Linked DNA regions of Homo sapiens: region 1 is linked to region 2. A link is a loop called in an ENCODE intact Hi-C map of the cell type or tissue named here. Cell type or tissue: heart right ventricle. All regions are shown on one strand. Links, peaks and the distances in the headings refer to the core of each region. The heading gives the core; the rest is flanking DNA.

Region 1 (10,698 bases), core at 925-8,924, 74 kb before region 2:
GTTTTCTAGTGACGGCTCACTTTGTGGTTCATAGATGGAGCCTTCTAGACATGTTCTCACATGGTAGGACAAGGCAGATCCCTGGAGCCTCTTTTATAAAGACATTGATTTCACTCTCATGACCTAATCACTGCTGAAAGGGCCTACCTCCTAATACCATCACATTGGTAATTAAATTTCAATATACAAATTGTGGGGGTATAACATTCAGACTATAGCATATAGTATTCTTTTTTTTTTTTTTTTTTTTTTGAGACAGAGTCTTGCTCTGTTGCTCAGGCTGGAGTGCAGTGGGAAGATCTCAGCTCACTGCAACCTCCGCCTCCTGGGTTCAAGCAGTTCTCCTGCCTCAGCTTCCCGAGTTGCTGGGATTACAGGCATGTGTCACCACCGGCTAATTTTTGTATTTTTAGTAGAGACGGGGTTTTACCACGTTGGCCAGGCTGGTCTCGAACTCCTGACCTCAGGTGATCCACTTGCCTCGGCCTCCCAAAGTGCTGGGATTACAGGCGTGAGCCGCTGCGCCTGGCCAGCATATAGCATTCTTATAGAAAATACACACAAAATGAAATCAATGAGATAAATTGAAACTAAAGGGATGGAGAAACTTGTCTCATGCAAACAGTAATCAGATAATAAACCTAAAAAGCTGGAATAGCAATATCGATTTTAGACAAAATATAATTTATATTATACTATATATAAATACATTAATTTTTACATAAAATATTATATAAATAAAAAAGGAAAGAACTTAAAAGTAAGAGAAACATATAGTACTCTTGAACTTATAGGCACCTGAAAGATGGACCATACTCATTTTCTGGTCACACTGAAACTAAATAATAAAAAAAGAAGGCCGGGCGCGGTGGCTTACACCTATAATCCCAGTACTTTGGGAGGCCAAGGCGAGCGGATCACCTGAGGTCAGGAGTTCGAGACCAGCCTGCCCAACATGGCGAAACCCCGTCTCTACTAAAAATACAAAAAAAAAATTAGCCAGGCGTGGTGGTGGGTGCCTGTAATCCCAGCTCCTCGGGAGGCTGAGGCAGGAGAACTGCTTGAACCCAGGAGGCGGAGGTTGCAGTGAGCTGAGATCTTCCCACTGCACTCCAGCCTGGGTGACAAGAGCGAAACTCCTCCTCAAAAAAAGAAAAAAAAAAAAAGAAAAAAAAAGAAACTAAATAAGAATTCAACAATAAAAAATACCAAAATGAGTAAATAAAAGTACTAATAAAATAAGTAATATACACACACATTTGGAAACTCTAAAATGTAATCCTGAATAATTTGTGGATTAATTTTAAAAAGATGGCACCATGGAAATGACAGCATATGTAAGACGAGAATACTAATAAATGTGTTACATACCAACATTTGTGGAATTCAGCAAAAAGTTATTAGAATTTCATTTTGTGGGAATAAATCCCAGTACTTTGCGAAGCCAAGGCAGGAGGATCACTTGAGGTCAAGAGTTCGAAACCAGCATGGCCAACATGGTGAAACCCTGTCTCTACTAAAAATACAAAAATTAGCCTGGTGTGGTGGCGCGTGCCTATAGTCCCAGTTATTTGGGAGTCTGAGGCAGGAGAATTGCTTGAACCCAGATGCAGAGGTTGGAGTGAGTCGAGGTGATTACACTGCACTCTAGTCTGGGCAACAGAGAGAGATTCCATCTCAGAAAAAAAAAAAAAAGAACAGGAGCAGAAAGTAACAAAGTATTAAAAAAAAGGAATGAGAATCAACAAAATCAAAAGCCGTTTTTTAATCTATAATAAGAAATAAGAAGAGGCAATATCTATTGATTTAGTAAGCATTTTTTAAACTACACATGAACATTTAAAACTTTGATAAAATATTTACTTTTCTTAAAAAATATATGAACTGCAGAAACTAATCCAAAACGACAAAGAAATTTTGAATAAACCCATAGCCATAACAGAAATTAAAGTAGCCCTCAAAAGGTTCTCCTAGCATTCTCTCTACCCCTTGAAAAAAGATTGTGTCTTCTAGACATGTTTAGAAACCAGGCCAGATGATTTTTACAGGGAAGGTCTTACCAAACTTTTGAGGATCATTTGTCCTATCGTTTTTTTCTTTTACTTTTTTTTTTAACTTTTTTTTTTCTCTGTCACCCAGGCTGAAATGCAGAGGCGCGATCTCGGCTTACTGCAATCTCCCCCTCCCGGGTTCAAGAGATTCTCCTGCCTCAGCCTCCTGAGTAGCTGGGACTACAGGTGCGTACCACCACGCCCGGCTAATGTTTTGTATTCTTAATAGAGACGGGGTTTCACTATATTAGCCAGGATGGTCTCGATCTCTTGACCTCGTGATCCACCCGCCTCGGCCTCCCAAAGTGCTGGGATTACAGACATGAGCCACCGCGCCCAGGCCATTTGTCTTATCTTAAACCGTTTCAGAGAAAAAAAGAGAGAGGAAGTTATCGAGCTAATTTTATGAAACTTATATAACCTTGATACCCAGACAGGACAAGGACAGCAGAAGAAGAGAAAGTCACAGGCAAATGCAAATAGAATTCAGCTTTATATATATCTAAGAGGCCAAAGCGGAACTTTTAAGGGATATTTTGACCTAGCCTCAGAATACTCCAATGTCTTCTCTTGGTCATGCACACCAGCTCTGACTCAGTACAGCAGTTGCCCACACCAGCATAACCGGGGGGCACATAGAGACTGGTACCCTTTTAAAAATTAAAAATCAGGCTGGGCGCGGTGGTTCATGCCTGTAATCCTAACACTTGGGGAGGCCAAGGTGGTGGATCACTTGAGCTCAGGAATTCGAGACCAGCCTGGCCAACATGGTGAAACCCCGTCTCGACTAAAAATACAAAAGTTAGCTGGGCATGGTGGTATGCACCTGTAATCCCAGCTTCTTGGGAGGCTGAGGCACGAGAATTGCTTGCAGCAGGGAGGTGGAGGCTGCAGTGAGTCAAGATTGCGCCACTGCACTCCAGCCTGGGTGACAGAGCGAGACTCCGTCTCAAAAAAAAAAAAATTAAAAATCTACATAGGTTATTAACTTCTCTAAGAAGTGCTACTGTAAACTGTTTGATTTTTTAAGTTAAACTTTCTATTTTGTGATAATTATAGACTCATATAAAAAACATAGTATGTATATAAACGTATAGGTATAATAAGGTAAACAATATAAGATATAATCATGCGCTGGGTGCCATGGCTTCGGCCCGTAAACCCATCGCTTTGAGAGGCTGAGGCAGGAGGATCACCTAAGAACAAGAGTTCAAGAGCAACCTGGGGATCCCCGTCTCTACAAAGTAAAGATAAAAAGTTAGCCAGGCATGGTGGCACACACCTGTAGTTCTAGCTACTCGGAAGGCTGAGATGGGAGGATTGCTTGAGCCCAGGAGTTTTAGGCTTCATTGAGATGTGATTGCGCCTCTGCACTCCAGCCTGGGCGACAGAGTGAGATCCTATCTCAAAAATAAATAAATAAATAAATAAATAAATAAATAAATAAATAAATAAAAGAGAGATCCTGTTTACCCTTCATCCAGTTCCTCCAATGGTAACATCATGCAAGACTATAGTGGATTATCAAAACCAGATATTAACCTTGATACAGCCAAGATACACAACCGCTCTAAGACTGCAAGCAACCCTCATGTTACCCTGTTTACTTTTTTTTAAGTCCCATATTTGTTTAATCCGCATGTGTTTGACCATGGAATCCTTTTATTCACCCAAAATCTACTGAATCCTACAGAGCACACTTGGGAAAATGCTGTTTTCAGTCTTTAGTTGATGGGACTATTAAGCCCAGTGTTCATGGCATGTTAGGATCAGGCAACCCTTTGTAAAAACATCTTTTGAACTTTTTGAGTGTTCCATCTGTAAGGGAACATCTGATTTGCTTCTTGAGGTGCAACAGAGGAAGCCCGATCACAACTGGTCTGGCTTCCCTCTCTTCAGGTGTGGGTGGCTCATCTCTTTTGCAGGCAAGGTTGGACGGTACCCTCCAGCCCCCAGGTCTAGGCACAGGTCTTAAGGGAGCGCTGGGGGAAGCCTTACTAGGGGCTTCTGGAACTGGGTGGGAGGGAGTCAGAAATTCTTAGTCCCTTTCGACTCCTAAGATTCCATGATTCTGGCTTCGGTTCGTGCCTTGGGGTTCTCTCACTTCCCACATCTTGCATCTTTCAACATATCACAGCACTTTGAAAGCCAGGCTGGATGGTCCTGTCTTTACCACATGATGTCACTCTAAGAAAATTAGTAACCCCCACTGGGCATGGCTGTGGCTTTTATATGCTGAAGATATCTGAGACTTGGCCTATAAAACAAGCAACTTATCAAGTTAACTGTCTTCAATTCGGTGCACATTTAACTTAAGACCATCTCATAGGCATGACAGCTACCAGGCTGTGGCTGAGATCCCACCCCTCCTGGGGAAAGACTTTTGGGACGGGGAGGAGAACAACCCAAGGATTAGAGGGCATCTCTGGATCAAACCTTCAGGAGAGCAAATGGAAGGAAGGAAGGAATGGCTAGAAACTGGAACTTCCACGATTGACTTTTTAAAGCAAGTTTTATTACTTTTTCTTAAATACTTTTCAGGAGTAATGTTCCTTTTGGAAAACCCTGGCTGGCCTCAACTGCTAAGGGAAAACTGACATCTGTTCTCCCATCTCCTGGGTGGGTGGGAAAAGTGGCAGGAGTCTGGCATGGTGGTATCTGCTGAACAGATCCCAGAGGGAGGAGGATGGGGTAGGAAACAGAAGAGACCTGCCTGTCAGGAACACGTGACAGCTCGTGGAGTGCAGAGCTGTGGCCGAGAGGCGAATCTCTCACTTGGGGCTGGAGTGTGAGCCGTGTGCATTTATGTGAGGGTGCAAGCAGCAAAACCGTTGCAACTTCCTGATGCTCAGGGAGGAAGGGAAGAATGAAAAAATTAAAAAATGAAGCCTGGAGGGGCCAGGCGCGGTGGCTCACGTCTGTAATCCCAGCACTTTGGGAGGCCGAGGCAGGCGGATCACAAGGTCAGGAGATCGAGACCATCCTGGCTAACACGGTGAAACCCCGTCTCTACTAAAAATACAAAAAATTAGCCGGGCGCGGTGGCGGGCACCTGTAGTCTCAGCTACTCGGGAGGCTGCGGCAGGAAAATGGCGTGAACCCGGGAGACGGAGCTTGCAGTGAGCCGAGATCGCGCCACTGCACTCCAGCCTGGGCGACAGAGCCAGACTCCGTCTCAAAAAAAAAAATGAAGCCTGGAGCTCTTCAGTGTTCATTTGTTTTTAGTTTTTAGAGCGGGGAGAGAGGCTGTGAACTGCAAAACAGTTCAGGGAAGTGGGTTTGCGGCGAGAGGGGTAACGGGCGCCAGGTAGGCCGGCCGCTTCTCTGAGGGTCTCTTCATGGCACCTGCTAGTTGCTGAACCCACCTGGGCGCAGTTCTCCGAGCAGGTGGAAGGAGTGCGAAAGACAAGCCTCAAAGGGAGGAACCCGTGCGGGAGCCGACAGCTTTGGACGTCATTGTGCCGGCTATGAGGAGCCACAGTTGTTAGAGGAGGGAAGAGTCAGCCACAGCCGGTTCGCTTAATGAGATGGTGGAGGGCGTGCTTCCTGAGCTTAGTGAGAGAATAATTACTATGAAAAGGAGAAAGGCCGGCCAGCTTTAAACACTAAGCTCCGCCTAGAGGGAGGCCCAGTTTCGTCCTTCGCGCTCCCCTCCTCCAGGAAGCTTTCCGGGATAGTGCCTTTTCCCTGCGGACCCCATCAGAACCGGATGGACCAGGTCCCCAGGCAGCCTCGGCTCGGCGCGTCCTCGGTCTTGGCCCTCGGGGCCCCGCGAAGGCCCGGGGGACGTGGTGCCCGCAGCCGGGCGGGGATCCTGGCAGTGTCAGGGGGTGACTCCGGCGGGGCGCGAGGGCTAGGGCGCGGCAGAGGTGTCGCGGGTTCGAGTCCTGCGGGGACCGGGCAGGAGCAGCTCGTGGAGCGCAGAGCTGTGGCCGAGAGGCGAATCCAGCCAGCCCTGTGTCCCCGGGGATTCCCCCGCGGCGTTACACGTGGCACCGGCCGGCGGGGAGGTGGAGGGGCGCGGTGGGGCGGGGGTCCGGGTCCCGGGGCGAGTGCGGAAGCAGCGGGACTCGGCCGCGCCGCCGGCCCGGGGTCCGGGCGATGGGACGCGCGGTTCCCCTCCTGCAGGCGCCCGGAGAGGTGGGGCTGGACACCGGCTCTGGGGGGTCTGCGTCCTCCCGGGTTGGCGGGGGGCGGCGCGGGACGCTACGCTTCGGCGTCCTTCCTCTCCCTCGCTGGCTCTGGGCCTGAGTTCTCTGGTTTTGTTTCATTGCCCTCTGTTAGTCTGGTTCCTGAATCCTGAGTTAGGCTTCACATTTTGAATTCCTCCCAAATCCATGTCCCTTGAGCTCAAAGCCGTTTGTCCCATCTTTCACAGCACACAGCAGTCACTTTGCATCCTACACAAACAAAAAGTCATGGAAACTATATTTTTTCTTTTTTTTTTTCTCTCTCTCTTTCTTTCTTTCCTTTTTACGAGTATCGCCCTGTCGCCCAGGCTGGGGTGCAGTGGCGCGATCTCGGCTCACTGCAACCTCAGCCTCCTGGGCTTAAGCGATTCTCCTGCCTCAGCCTCCCGAGTATCTGGGATTACAGGCACGCACCACTAGGCCTGGCTAATTTTTTGTACTTTTTTTAGTAGGGACGGGGGGTTTCACTATGTTGGTCAGGCTGGTCTTGAACTCCTGACCTCAGTTGATCCACCCGCTCAAGCCTCCCAAAGTGCTGGGATTATAGGCGTGAGCCACCGCACCTGACTGAAACTGTCTTCTTTTACTCTCTAGTACCCCAGTCCTTACCCCTCCCCCATGTCCATCATGAAAAGATCCAGTGATGGGTGAGACAGCGGGTTCTCTAAGTGGGTTCTCAAACTGGAACAGTCGGTCCCACAGTCTCCTGAGGCCCCCTGACCCATCTCCTTTGGATGAGGTTTATGGCAATCCACTCTTCTTCATTCCTATTTTTCCCCTTGTGGTTATGACTGTGTGCTGTCCTGGATACTGAAAAGCTTGTTCCTTCTTTCCTCTTTGCACTAAAATGTGCCAGCACTATTGTTAGAGGAAGAGTCAAAGAGGTGAGGGTGTGTAGCTGGGATGAAGCCACGGATATCTGAATGGCAAGCCCGCAAGCCTGCAGAGGCAGGGAGCACTGACTACCTGGGCCAGAATAGAACCTGGAAGTTCCGGTAATGCGTTATCAAGGATGAAGCTTCTCTCTTCCCCCTTCTCACTTGGGTGAGTCAGGTTTTGCTTCATAAAGGCCACGTTGTCACAGGTTGCTTATGTAATGCTCACCCAATGAAAGGAAACATTCAAAGGGTGACTTTGCCATTTGGTTGCCAAATTAATGCCTTAGAGAAAAATGGGTAGAGTTAGAAGGGACCTACCCCCAATAACTCAATAACTGGGGAGTAGAAAGTAAACTGTAGGAATGAGAAATAGCTTGCCCCTTTGAATCTTCACACTGATCAACAGGGATTCCAGTTCAAGTGAGTGGGTTAAGTAGCTAGAAAACAAATAGAGCAGGTCCCCAGCAATGCAGAACAGTCATTACTTCACAGCTTTCAGCTGGAGAGTGTTGGGCGAAAAAAAAAAAAAAAAGGAAAGAAAGAGAAAAAGAAAAATAGGGAGAAATACTTTAAAGCATCGCATTGAGCTAAGAGGTAAAGGAAGGCAATTATGAGTAAACTCAATTCAAGAAATGTAATTTTAATGGATTAGATGGTTGCTTGCAAGCTGAAGATGGGAAATGTGGCTTTAATGATGAACCGTACAAAGTATTTTGTAGACTGAGGATATTTCATTCCATTACTCTCTTCTTTGGATTATGACTTTGTAGGAGAATATGGAAGTTGTGATCAAAAGAAATCAATTCAAATCTGAATTTGGGCCTTTCTAAGATGCATGATCCGGGGGGTGTAGGGGTGGAGGATAGGACGTAGGGAGGGAAAGTTACTGACTTCTCAGAGACTCTGCTTCTTCATCTGCTAAATAGGATTTTTGTGAGAATTAAGTGATATTAAGTACCTGTGTACTCCTGGTAGCTGCTATTAACAAATATAATTGTCATTACTAACATTGGTATTCATAATACTAAACTATTTTTGTAGAAGTCATGCCACAGCTTTAATAGGCACTCAATAGATATTTTAAAAAAATAAACAAACGACCCGAATTCATTAGTAATACTGTCTATGTCTTATACATAGTCACATACTTCCTGTTTTATCTGAAAAGCAGCACAGTTGTCCCCGAGTATCTGTGGGAGATTGGTTCCAGGATATAAAAACCAAGGATACTCAAGTCCCTTATATAAAATGGTGTAGTATTTGCATATAACCTATGCACATCCTCTTTAAATTATCTCTCTAGATTACTTATAATACCTAATACAATGTAATGCTGTGTAAATAGTTATTTTGTTTAAGTGATAATAAGGAAAGAAGTCTGTACATGTTTAATACAAATGCAAGCATTCATTCTTTTTTTCAGAATATTTTTGATCCAAAGTTTGTTGAATCTATGGATGCAGAACCCACGGATAAGGAGCACTGACTATATTACACAAACTAATCTAAATATTGGCATTTTCTTAGTTATAATCGGTTCTATTTAAGAATAATAGATAAGTTTACACACTGTGGCACAAAGGAGCTGGTAACAGCTCTGTAATCAAAGTTATGATCAATTAAAACAAAAAATGGGAAAGGAGACCATAGTCAGGACTACATAGAGGGACAATTTGTCTTTCAAAATCCATTTTGACTTCAGGAAATACCCAGTTTTTCTTGTCATTCCCAAGGCTAGCCTTCCCAGGGTGCAAAGGAGCTTTGGATGTCAGAAAAAGCGGAAGCTATTCTTCCTGCCTCTGGAATTTTTACATTCCAGGGGTGATAGAGAAAAGGGAGAATAATTAAATAGTAAGTAAATTAATAATGTTCTCATTCTGCTCTCAGGGCCATACTATGGGATTTACATGGCAAAGTTTGAGTTTATATTATAAATAAATCCTTTAGGCATTTTATGACTAAATCTCTTAAGCAAAGGCCTGTGAAGACTTGCCTTGCCTCACTGAAATGTTATTTATAAAGTATCCCAATTCTATGTGATGAATTATGTTTGGAGTAAATAAAGGATTTGGTAGGTGGGAGGGTGTGGTGGTGGTGGGGAAAAGGCACAGCTGGGTGGGATGTATAAACAAAACCTTGACATAGGGGCTGTGAAAGTGGAGAGGAGAGTTATGTGGTCAAGAGTAGAGTGACTTCTATATTGACATGACCATCCTCATGATGGTGTAAGGTTGGGAGGTGGAAGAACTTGCACTGGGAATAGGAATTAGCTCACAAATCCAGAGGCCAGAGCATTTAGCCATGCTGGACAGGGCAGGAGGGTAAAGGAATGGTGGCTATGAATAAGCTTAAAGCCCTGGACAGGAATTTTTGTGTGATGCCAGGGGCAAATGTGAAAAAAATGACAAGGTTCAAAAGAAAGGCAGAATGTCTTCTGTGGCCATGCTAGAATTTCCAGTGTAGCAGGTAATTTGGGGCAGCCACCTCCTTAGGAATGCCTAAGATTATTTCTCTGGAACTCATCTGCAAAGCAAACATACTGATTTTACTTAGATTGCATATTTATTTGGAGTGGGTGGCTGTAGATTAAGGAGATAGCAGTGGCTAATACACTGCTTTCCCCAACTGCCTCTTGTGTTATTTAGATCTTTTAAATTGTAAGAAGAAGTGGGAGGAGGAACAGGAGGAAGGGGAAAAGGAGGAGGAGGAGAAGAAAAGGTAACTGCATTAGTCAGGATTCTCCAGAAAATCAGAACCAACAGTATATATAAATAATAAATAGAATGATATTTATTATAAGGAAATGGCTCATGTGATTATGGAGACTGCGAAGTCCCATGACCTTCCATCTGTGAGCTGGAAACCCAAGAAAGCTAATGGTATAAATTCCAGTCCAAGTGTGAAGGCCTGAAATCCAGGAGCACCAATGGTATAAATCTCAATTCAAGGGCAGGACCAATGTCTCAGCTCAAGCAGTCAGGCACAGAGAGAGAGAGAGGGGTCAACATTTGTCCACCTTTTTGTTGTATTCAGGTTAGGTGATATCGACTCACATTGAGGAGGGCCATCTGCTTTATTCAGTCCATAGATTCAAATGCTAATCTCTTCTGGAAACATCCTCACAGACACCCCCAGAAATAATGTTTCACCAGATATCTGGGCATCTCATGGCCCAGTCAAGTTGACAGATAAATTAACCATACAGTAACTGCAAAAAGTGGAGTTTTATTATAAAGATATTAGGGCAATTATGGCTCTAGTTACTTCCCATAGAGACCCAGCAGCCCTCACACACACTGTAAAAGAATCATGGTTGGTGGTGCAGAATACAGGAACCAGGAACCAGGTTACTACAGGCATCCTTAATTATCCTCTTTCGTGATTCACAGTCTTTGTCGTCATTGTTGCTGCTCCCCAAGGCACCAAGTCCTCTGACATTCATCTTCCTTCTGGGATCTCTTTGATATCAACTGCCTGTGTCTGTGTTGCCCATTAACATCGCTCTATAAAGAATACCCAACTGGTCCAATTTAGTCACCATGATGCCAGGATAGATGTCCTACCCTTCATAGGTAGCAG
Region 2 (10,698 bases), core at 1,784-9,783:
AAGTAGAAATGACTCCTTGATCCATGGGCTAGAATGGATGTTGTGTTAACAAGCACGAAAACAACATTTATCTCTTTGTACATCTCCATCAGAGCTCTTGAGTGACCAAGTGCATTGTCAATTAACAGTAATATTTTGAAAGGAACTTTTTTTTTTTCTGAGCAATAGTTCTCAACAGTGGCCTTAAAATATTCAGTAAACAGTAGATATTGCAGTAAAACTGCAAACAGATGTGCTGTCATCCAGGCTTTCTTGTTCCATTTATAGAGCACAGACTATGTAGATTTAGCATACTTCTTCAGGATCTTAGGATTTGCATAATGGTATATGGGCATTGGTTTCAACTTTAAGTCACCAGCTGCATTGGCTCCTAACAAGACAGTCAATCTGTCCTTTGAAGCTTTGAAGCCAAGCATTGACTTTTCCTCTGTGTAAGTCCTAGATGGCATCTTCTTCCAATGAAAGGCTGTTTCATGTACATTGAAAATATTTTGTTTAGTGTGGCCACTTTATTAATGATCTTAGTGGATCTCACAGACAACTTGCTGCAGGTTGTACATCAGCTCTTGCTGCTTCACCTTGTACTTTTATGTTATGGAGATGGCTTCCTTCTTTCAAACTCACAAGCCAACCACTGTTAGCTTCAAACTTGCCTTCTGCAGCTTCCTCACCTCTCTCAGCCTCCACAGAATTGAAGAGAGTTAGGGCCTTGTTCTGGATTAGGCTTTGTCTTAAGGCAATGTTGTGGCTGGTTTGATCTTTTACTCAGACCATTCAAACTTTCTCCATATAGCAATACGGCTGTCTTGCTTTCTTATCATTCATGTGTTCACAGGAGTCACACTTTTTATTTTCTTTAAGAACTTTTTTTTTTGCATTCACAACTTGGCTAACTTGTGTGGTACAAGAAACCTCACTTATTTCAGCTTTTGACATGCCATCTTCACTAAGCTGCACCATTTCTAGCTTTTGATTTATTTATTTATTTATTTATTTATTTATTTATTCATTTTTGAGACAGAGTCTCTCGCTCTGTCACCCAGGCTGGAGTGCTCACTGCAGCCTCCGCCTCCCCGGTTCAAGCGATTCTCCTGCCTCAGCCTTCTGAGTAGCTGGGATTACAGGTGCTTACCACCATGCCTGGCTAATTTTTGTATTTTTTTTTTTTAGTAGAACAGGGTTTTGCCATGTTGGCTAGGCTGGTCTCAAACTCCTGACCTCAGGTAATCCGCCCAGCTCAGCCTCCCAAAGTGCTGGGATTACAGGCATGAGCCACCGTGCCCAGCCTCTAGCTTTTAATTTAAGTGAGAGAGGTGCAACACTTTCTTTCATTTGAACACTTAGGAGCCACTGTAGGGTTATTAATTGGCCTAATTTCAACATTGTTGTGTCTCAAGGAGTAGGAAGGGCTGAGGAGAGGGAGAGAGATGGGAATGGCCATTCAGTGGAGCAGTTACAACACATATGACATTGATGGATATGGGTGCTATTTGTGGTGCCCCCAGATAATTACAATAGTAACATCAAAGATCACGGATCACAGATCACCATAACAGATATAATACTAATGAAAAAGTTTGAACTATTGTGATGATTACTGAAATGTGACCCAGAGACATGAAGTGAGCCCATGCTGTGGGAAAAATGGTGCCAATAGACTCACTTGGCACAGGGGTTGCCACAAAGCTTCAATTTGTAAAATAAAAAAAAAAAAACCCAAAATCTGCAAAAAAACAATGAAGCAAACACAATAAAACAAGGTATGCCTGTATAGGCATATTAAAAATCAGTTGCGTTGCAGTTATTTGGCTATTTTTAACCTTATTAATAATATTTCACACTTTTTGCAGGTATTATTTGTTCATTGCTAAACGTTAACAGAGATGGTAACATTTGGAAGCTTGCAAACATATTAGTTTATTAGTGGAAGTAGAGCAAGGGATGTGAGATTTGAGGGTGGAGCAGGAGACGATAGGAAGAGATGGACACACCTTGGCTTACAAAGGCAGGTGAAGCTGGAGCCTCAGCAGCAGCTGCCATGTGCCTTCTGCTTGATGGGAACTTTGTAAGGCAGCCTTGGTCTTTCCATTGCCCTTCAACAACCTGCTCGGTCACTCCAGTTATGCATGGAAGGATTGCTGGTGGAAAGGCTCCTTCCTTCCCTCCCAGAGAAAGAAGGAGAAAGGGGAAGGGAAACATAAAACAGGAGAATGGAGCCACAAGCACACACTGCATTTTCTGTTGATTAAAAGCTCCTCAATTACATTTCCATGTTACAAAATATATTCAGAAGTTCCTGAAAAACTCACTACCGTGTGACTTCCTAGCATCTTCTCTAAGCCATCATGGATTGGTCTTTCCCTTTCGCTCTGTTCCTTTCTCTTCCCTTTCCTTCCCTTTTTATTTCTTTTCCCTTCCCTCCCTCTGTTTCTCCCTTCTTTTTGTGCTTCAATTTGATCCTCTCTTTATTCTTTGCTCTGTTTTAAAATACTTTTTCTTTGCTGCATCTCCCAGGATTCCCTCAAGGGGCTGAGACGCAGCTGCAACTTCTAAATGGGCCTCCTCGCCTAAGCTCAGAGAATGAGCAATAAGAGATCTCTGGGGAAATTCTCCCTAGTTTCTAGTTCATTTCAGGATTCTGCTCTGGGTCAACTAAACCCACGTCACTTAGAAACAAACTGATCTCTGCATCCACAGCTCCCTTGTTTTGCACCTACTAAATCCTTACCCGAGGTTTGAGATGTTTCTTAAACATTTCTCACAATTCGCAATGTTTAAAATTCGCTGTAGCAAGTAAGAGGAAAAGGTGCTTATGGCCCCTAGGCCACATAATTAGGATGTATGTTATTAAAAACTTGATTTCATCAAAATTTATTTTCTAATATAATTATTTAAAAAGTCTTGTTATTCCAGAGAACCTAGCTGAGTTATTGGAGACACAAAGTCTCTCTTATTGGAAGAAGAAATGTATTGTTTTCACAAATCCCAGTTCTGCCAGAGATGTTTCTGAGGTGAGTCTCTTGAGAACAATAATTCTTTTTTTTCTTTTGTACTTTATTACTTATTTTTTACCTTTAATTGGTATGATTCCATATTCAAAATTTAATAAAAGAAATATTCATTGTCTATTTCTTTTTTGGACACTTATTTTTTATTTGTTCTTAGACATTCACTTCTGAATATTATCATAATTAGTTTCATTGATTATAGCTCAAAATAATTTTGTCATATATAAAATTTCTTCCATATGTCAAAAATGCAATTTAGGCCTTTCTTACATAAACATCTCTATTGTCAAGCAAAAAGCTGCTCTTAACTGAGTTTATTTCTTTTTTTTAACTTTTAAGTTCAGGGGTACATGTGCAGGTTTGTTTTATAGGTAAACTTGTGTCATGGGGGTTGGTTGTATGATTATTTTGTCACACCAGGTATTAAGCCTGGTACCCATTAGTTATTTTTCCTGATCCTCTCCCTCCTCCCACACTTCACCCTCTGATATGCCTCAGTGTCTATTGTTCCCCTCTGTGTCCATGTGTTCTCATCATTTAGCTCTCATTTATAAATGAGAACATGCAGTATTTGGTTTTCTCTTCCTGCGTTAGTTTGCTAAGGATAATGATCTTCAGCTGCATGCATGTTACTACAAAGGAAAAGATTTCATTCTTTATATGGCTGCATAGTATTCCATAGTGTATATGTATCACATTTTCTTTATTCAGTCTATCATTGATGGGCGTTTAGGATGAGTCCATGTCTTTGCTATTGAAAATAGTGCTGCAATGAACCTATGTGTGTGTGTCTTTGTAATAGAACGATTTATATTCTTTTGAGTATATACCCAGTAATGGGATTGCTGGGTCAAATGGTATTTCTTTCTTTAGGTCTTTGAGGACTTTCCACACCATCTTCCACAGTGATTGAACTAATTTACACTTCCATTAATGGTGTATAAACGTTCTTTTTTCTCCACAACCTCACCAGCATCTGTTATTTTTTAACTTTTTAATGATAGCCATTCTGACTTGTGTGAGATGGTATCTCATCGCAGTTTTGATTTGCATTTCTCTAATGATCAGTGATGTCGAACTTTTTTTCATATGATTGTTGGCCGCATGTATGTTTTCTTTTGAAAAGTGTCTGTTTATATTGAGGATAATAATTCTAAGGAGAGACAATAATACTGAATTAGAGTTGATACTGATGACAGAGCTATCTGGCACTTCCCACATGCGAGGCACTCTCTTGAACATTTTGGTCTTCACAAAAGTCCTGTGGGGTAGGTGCTGTGATGATCCGAACTTTACAGTTGAGAAAATTGAGGCACAGAGAGGTCTAGAGCCTAATCCTGGACTGTGCAATGAGTCATGGGCACAGTTAGGATTGGAAGCGAGGCTGTCAGGCTAGTGTCTGTGTCTCTGACCACTAGCCTAACAGCCTGGCTTCAATCTATTAGGAAGAGGGGGGCAAGAAGAGTGACCTGAGCTTCACGCGGTCCACGCTGCCTCCACACTGTGCACACACAAAACTGGCGTCACCCTGGTTTCCTTTCTGCTCCTCAAGCATGCCCCACTTGTTCCATCTGCCTGGAGCTTTCTGCCCAGACCTGCCTGGTGGACTCCTTGTTGTCATGGAGTTTCAAGTTAAAATCCCTGCTGCAGGGGCTTGACCAGCTGACACGTTATTAAAACAACCCTGGCACCCAAGCCCTAGCGCAATGTCAGGACCAGAGTAGCTGCTTTTACAAATAATTTGTTCAACAAATGCACAGCAAGGAATAGGAATGTGGAAGAGGCTTCCATTCTCTGGAAGCCAGAAAGTAAGATATAGTCTTAGTGAGTTTGGGTTGTGTATTAGTCTGTTTTCACGCTGCTAGTAAAGACATACCTGAGACTGGGTAATTTATAGAGAAAAGAAGTTTAATGGACTTACAGTTCCACATGGCTGGGAAGGTCTCATAATCATAATGGAAGGTGAATGAGGAGCAAAATCACGTCTTACATGGTGGCAGGCAAGAGAGCTTGTGTAAGGGAACTCCCCTTTATAAAATCATCAGATCTCGTGACACTTATTAAATATTCGCAAACAGCAGGGGAAAGACTCACTCCCATGATTCAATCACCTCCCACCAGGACCCTCCCACATGTGAATTATAGGACCCAAAATTCAAGGTGAGATTTGCATAGGGATACAGCCAAACTATATCAGGCTGCTATCACAGAAAACCATAGACTGGGCAGCAATTTATTTCTTATGGTTCTGGAGGCTGGACATCTGCATTTAGGCTGCCAGTATGGTCCAGTTCTGATGGGGACTTTCTTCTTGGCCTGCAAATGGCCACATTCTCACTGTGTCGTCATGTGGTGGAGGGAGACAGAGAGAGCTAGTTCCCTGGTGCCTCTTCTATTAAAGGCACTACTTCCATTATGAGGACTCCACACTCATGGCCCAATCACCTCCCAAAGGTCCCACCTCAAAATATCATCGTACTGGGGGCTAGGCTTCAACATATGAATTCTGGGTGGTGGGGGGGAACATTCAGACCATAGCAGACATGAACTATATCATTCATGTTTGTATCCCAAGTTCTGGGCCCACTCCAGAGAGCCCTCTCTGCTTTTCTCAGGTATGTACTTTTCCTAGTTTGCCTGTTGGCTGCAGAGCTATTACAGCAGCAGTGGCTTCTTCCTCATCTCGTCCTTATTAGTGTACAAGCATCACTGCACATGTCTTTCATGGTTTGTGCTGTTGTGCTCTATCTGAAGCTCACCCCCAAGGTTTGGGCCTCCTCTGTTGGTCCCACAGTCATGTCCTGTGAGCCAGATCCTAGAGCTTGTTCAGGCTTCACAGGGCTCCACCAGCCAGAATCACTGCAGGAGCCCTGAGTGCAGCTCAAATGAGGGGATCTGGGGATGTGGGGGCTTCTAAGGAGCAGCTTTTCTCTTCGGTCAAGCGATTCTCAAGGGTCACAGCAGAAATGATGCTGTCATTCTCATTGTATAGGGCTGTTTGAGTTCCTGCGGGCACTGACGGTGGTTAATTCAAGCTAACACCCATTAAAAGTCATGGTTCCTTTATGTCCTCTCACGGGATTGCAGTTGCATTTGGGAATCTTCTCTTGCTTTGTGCAATGATCTAATTCACAGAATTAAGCAGGACTGAATTTCAGCAGGATTTTTTATGGGATGTGTATCTTATTTACCTTGCTTTTCACCCTATCAAAAGTCTGTCACTAGAGGGCACTGTTGTAACACTATGTAAATTACTGTGGCCGAATCGCCAAACCCTTTTTTCCCCCCTCTGCTTCACCCCAAGAGAAGACATGGTAGATATTTAAAAGTTAATTAATGCTTAGAAAGTTCCCCCATAGGAGTCTTGGTGGGAGGCAGAGCTCACCTGAAAGATGTCCCATCCCCATCTCCCGTGACTTGGGCTTATGACTTACACTTGGACAGTCAGCTAGTCTCACCTGGAGTTTTGATGTTCACACTCAAGAATGCGGCGGATTTCTTTTGGGTGGGAAGAGGACGTGGTCAGCATTGCTCTGGTCAAAGGAAGAAGCGATGTCTAGTCTTTGACCGTGGGGGCGGCGGAGCCTTTGGACCCACCTGGTTCTGTGGCCTGATTTTGGTTGTGATTCTGCCACAGTTCTCGTGAGTTTTCTGAGCCCAGTTCTCCAGCCTTCTGATAAATTCATTGTCAGCCTGAATCAGCCAGAATCAGTTCTGCTCTTACAGCAAATAATGGAGGCTGATACAGGTGCAACACTGATTGGGTTGAGGCCAGGTACAAAATTGGGGCACAATGTTAAGAAATTGATGGTCTGGATGTTCTGTTGGCTTTGATTCTTTTACTCTTTTCCTTTTGGTTTGCTCCTTTCTCCTCTTCCATGGCTTTGACAGTAAGGTGCCCAGCTCCTACTCCTTTAGCAGGCTAAGAAGGAAGCAGGAGGGGACACAAAGATGGAGGCAGGGTCCCTTTGGAGAAGTAGGTCCTCCTGTTAACTTTTGTCCAGGCTACACAAAACAAATCCTGCAGGCCACGTGTGGTCTGGCCTAGGTTACCAGGACAGAGCCTCAAATTAGTGTAGGGCCCTTTGATTTATAAGCAAGAGTGACTGAGAATGGATTACTTAAACAAAAAGGGAGAGAAGGAAAGTTATTGGTCATGTAGCTAAAAAGACTGTTGTCAGGGGATCACAGCCCCAGAGCCACATCCCATCAGCTCGGCCCTGGAGTGGGAAGACTTTGTCTTTTCAGAGAGCTCCAGGAGAAAATCCACAGGGAGAACGCTGATTGGCCTGGCCCGAGTCACACACCCATTCCTGGGCCAATTGGGTGGTCTGTGTGGCAGGGCTCTCTGATTGGTGGGGCCGTGGCTCTGGGTCCATTTGTTGGAATGAAGGATGAGGGGACCGGAGGGAGGAAGCCAGCCCCACAGAGCGACAGGGAAGGACCCTGTGCAGGAAAGGGACAGAAGTGAGAGGAGACAGCAAAAGCAGGCGTCCATTTCTGGCCAAAACTGTACCTGGCAATAAGAGAGGAAGGCCCTTTTCATGTCCCCGTGAGGGGGTCTGTATTAGTTCATTTCACACTACAATAAAGAAATACTTGAGACTGGGTAATTTATAAACAAAGGAAGTTTAATTGACTCACAGTTCCACACGGCTGGGGAAGCCTCAGGAAACTTACAATCATGGCGGAAGGCGAAGGGGAAGCAAGGACCTTCTTTACATGGTGGCAGGAGACAGAAGTGCAAACGGGAAATGCTAGACCCTTATGAAACCATCAGCTCTTGTGAGAACTCACTCACTATCAGGAGAACAGCCTGGGGGAACTCACCCCCATGATCCAATCACCTCCCACTGGGTCCCTCCTTCCACACATGGGGATTATAGGGATTACAATTTGAGATGAGATTTGGGTGGGGACACAGCCAAGCCACATCAGGGTCCTTGGATGTGGGCTTTGCTTATGTTTCAATGTCTTTTGACCTTGTGAGATCCCCCAGCATACAGTGACCCTCAGTCTGTTTTGTTTCCTTTAGAACCTGTATTAGTTTTCTAGGGCTGTTGTAACAAATGACCATAAACTTCATGGCTTAAAACAGCAGAAAGTTAAAGTTATTCTGTCATAGTTCTGGAGGCCAGAAGTCCAAAATTAAGGTGCTGTCAGGCCCACTTGCCTTCATGGAACCCAAAGAGAGACTTCCCTGTCTCTTCCAACTTTTGGAGGCTTCAGGCCTTTCCTAGCTTCAATCTCTGCCCCTGTCTTCACATCGCCTTCTTTTCTTTGTGTCTTCTCTGTGTCTCTTATAAGGACACTTATCATTTGGTTTAGGGCTCACTCAGATAATCCAGGATGAACTCATCTCAAGATCCTTAATTTAATAACATCTGCAAAAACTCTTTTTCCAAATAAGATCACATTCACAGGTTCTGGGGGTTAGGGTGTGAACATAACCTTTTGGGGGGCTACCATCAACTTACAACAGAGCACTTATATAATCTTTTCTGGTTCAGTCATTTATTTGTATTACGTGTCACCCTCCCTTTGCCCACTCCACTGCTTGCTCTCTTTCTCTCTCTCCCCACCCAACTCTCCTCTGTCTTTCACTCCATCAGAGCTAGGATCTGTCTGTCATCTCCATAACTGTATCCATAGGACATAAAACAGTGCCTGAACAAGGGAAAGAAAGAATGAAAGATTGGGTTTCCTTGGACTGTGGCCCCTTAGCACTTTATCCATAAATTTGGTGCTGCTCTTAACCTATTGTGTCAGTGTTGGGTATGTATGTACATATGTATAGATCCCTGGTTTTAATATGCGCTCCCTGAGGCCTGTTTTTCATAATTCCAGGCAATCATTTCTGCCCCATAATTCAGAGCAATAAAATTGTGTGCCAAGTATTATGCTACACGCTGACTTGGTTATTAATAATAGATAAAGACAAGTATAAATACAGCCCACACATTGCATAGGTTTGATTTTATTTGGATTCCAGCTGTAAATAATTTTGGCTTTCTCCCATTCCTCCCAATATTTTTCTCATATCAAATTACAGGGTAAGCTGCCAAGCCTTGAACCACGTGTGGCCACAGCCTTTAAGTATGTTTTTACTCTAACCCTTCTTTTTCAAGTCAATCCCTTTGCCAAATTTTTAATTTTCTTAAATTGGCCCAGAACAATTGAGGCGTGAAAAGAAGCCTTCATATGGACAGTAAAGTGGTTCTAACAAATTGAAAAGTAAGAGACTAAAATTTGTTTTTGACTGCCTTCCATCTAGTCGTTTAAAAAATCATAATTACCATGTTCTACCACCTAAGCCGCTGCCTCATCAGTCTGAAACACCTACTGGGAAGAAGTATTAATGGAATAATTTCTAGTGAGACACTTCATAGCCACAAAGATAATTAAATGATAGCACCGATGTCCCACTGCTTTGAAGGTTTGTGTGTGTCCACCCTGTGTACATGGAGGGTTTCCAGCCAGCCTCCCACGAAGTCTGTCTTGATTGCCTGCTACCAAGCAACCACACAGTGCTGGGCACTGAGGAAATATTGGCCTGGTTTGCAACCACGGGATTTAAATGGATTCTTGGAGCTTTCTGCAAAAGAACAGTTCTCCCATGTTTGAAGAAAGAAGTAGGTGTACTCCAGAGAAACAGGTTTCAATTACATCGCGCATTGCTCTGCTAAATGAGCAAGCTTTAAAAGGGCCCTGCAGACGCCACAAAAATGTTTCCCAAGTGCAAAAGTGTAAAAACATAAGCATCTTTTTGTAAATGTTGCCCTAAAAAAGCCTGCCATAGGAATGAAAACCTAAGGAACGAAAGCCAGATTGGGATCAGATCCACGAGATACATAATTAGTGAGCATATCACCTCCTTCGATGGTTACTCATCTGTTTTGACCACACCGACGTGGGCCAGAGTTTGCCTTCAGTCACACCCATGAAAGTCTGGGTGAGTCTGAATTTAATGCCTAATTTGACTTTGTGAATATTTGCAGCTTGCATATAAAGAAGAGATAGTCCAATGAGGCAGCCGAAGTCAGCGTCATAAGGAAAATTTTTCCCTTTTGCTGTGAGCATCATTTAAGAAAAAGGCGAAAGTATATCAGTGTCCTGGGCAGTTTTGATTAAGTCTAAAAAGTGCACTCTTTATCAGCACTTGAATTTAATATGGTGGGGCACCATTCAGTTACGCTACAGACCAGCATGTCTCTATATCGTCGTAACATTAAGATTCTAAGTTTCTGTACCTGTGCTAGGTTTTGTTGTGTTACTTCCGCAGAAAGCCTACAGAAGTGGATGAAAATAGAAAGGTACGTGATGAAATAAATTTATATTCTCTATCCTTTCAGCTGTCATATGAGGCTGTGAACAGTTTTCTTGCCCCAAGTGGCGTGAAAAGGAGGGTATCCAGGAAGAGGAGATGAAGGCCATGTTTTAAATGTATTAAGAAAGAAGTGCTAGAGCCTCAGTTTTCACACAAAGGCAAAGGCTTTCCTTTTTCAATTGATAGCTCTGTAGTTTCTTTTTCTTTTTCTTGAGATGGAGTCGCTCTCTGTCGCCCAGGCTGGAGTGCAGTGGCGCGATCTCGGCTCACCGCAAGCTCCGCCTCCCGGGTTCCCGCCATTCTCCTGCCTCAGCCTCCCGAGTAGCTGGGACTACAGGGGCCTGCCACCACGCCCGGCTAATT

Evidence for each region. Peaks named below come from ENCODE experiments on the same cell type or tissue, not always from the same donor. Only the 100,000 strongest peaks of a DNase experiment are listed, where the experiment ranks them.
Region 1: it touches region 2 in a loop (4-fold over the local background); 61 of 110 quality-filtered maps call a loop at or near these places.

What each region holds. Positions count from the first base shown.
Region 1 is chr2:224,437,772-224,448,469 of GRCh38, reverse strand. No RefSeq gene overlaps it. Among named protein-coding and RNA genes, the nearest start is that of FAM124B, 41 kb to the right of the region's middle. RefSeq lists a silencer at 5,839-5,898. In heart right ventricle, for the core only: no CTCF peak of the experiment used is centred there; DNase peaks (open chromatin) are centred at 5,599 and 5,952; H3K4me3 peaks cover 1,255 bases; H3K27me3 peaks cover 1,476 bases.
Region 2 is chr2:224,364,750-224,375,447 of GRCh38, reverse strand. No RefSeq gene overlaps it. Among named protein-coding and RNA genes, the nearest start is that of FAM124B, 32 kb to the left of the region's middle. RefSeq lists a silencer at 2,142-2,436. In heart right ventricle, for the core only: CTCF peaks have their summits at 6,029 and 6,229 (motif pointing right); no DNase peak of the experiment used is centred there.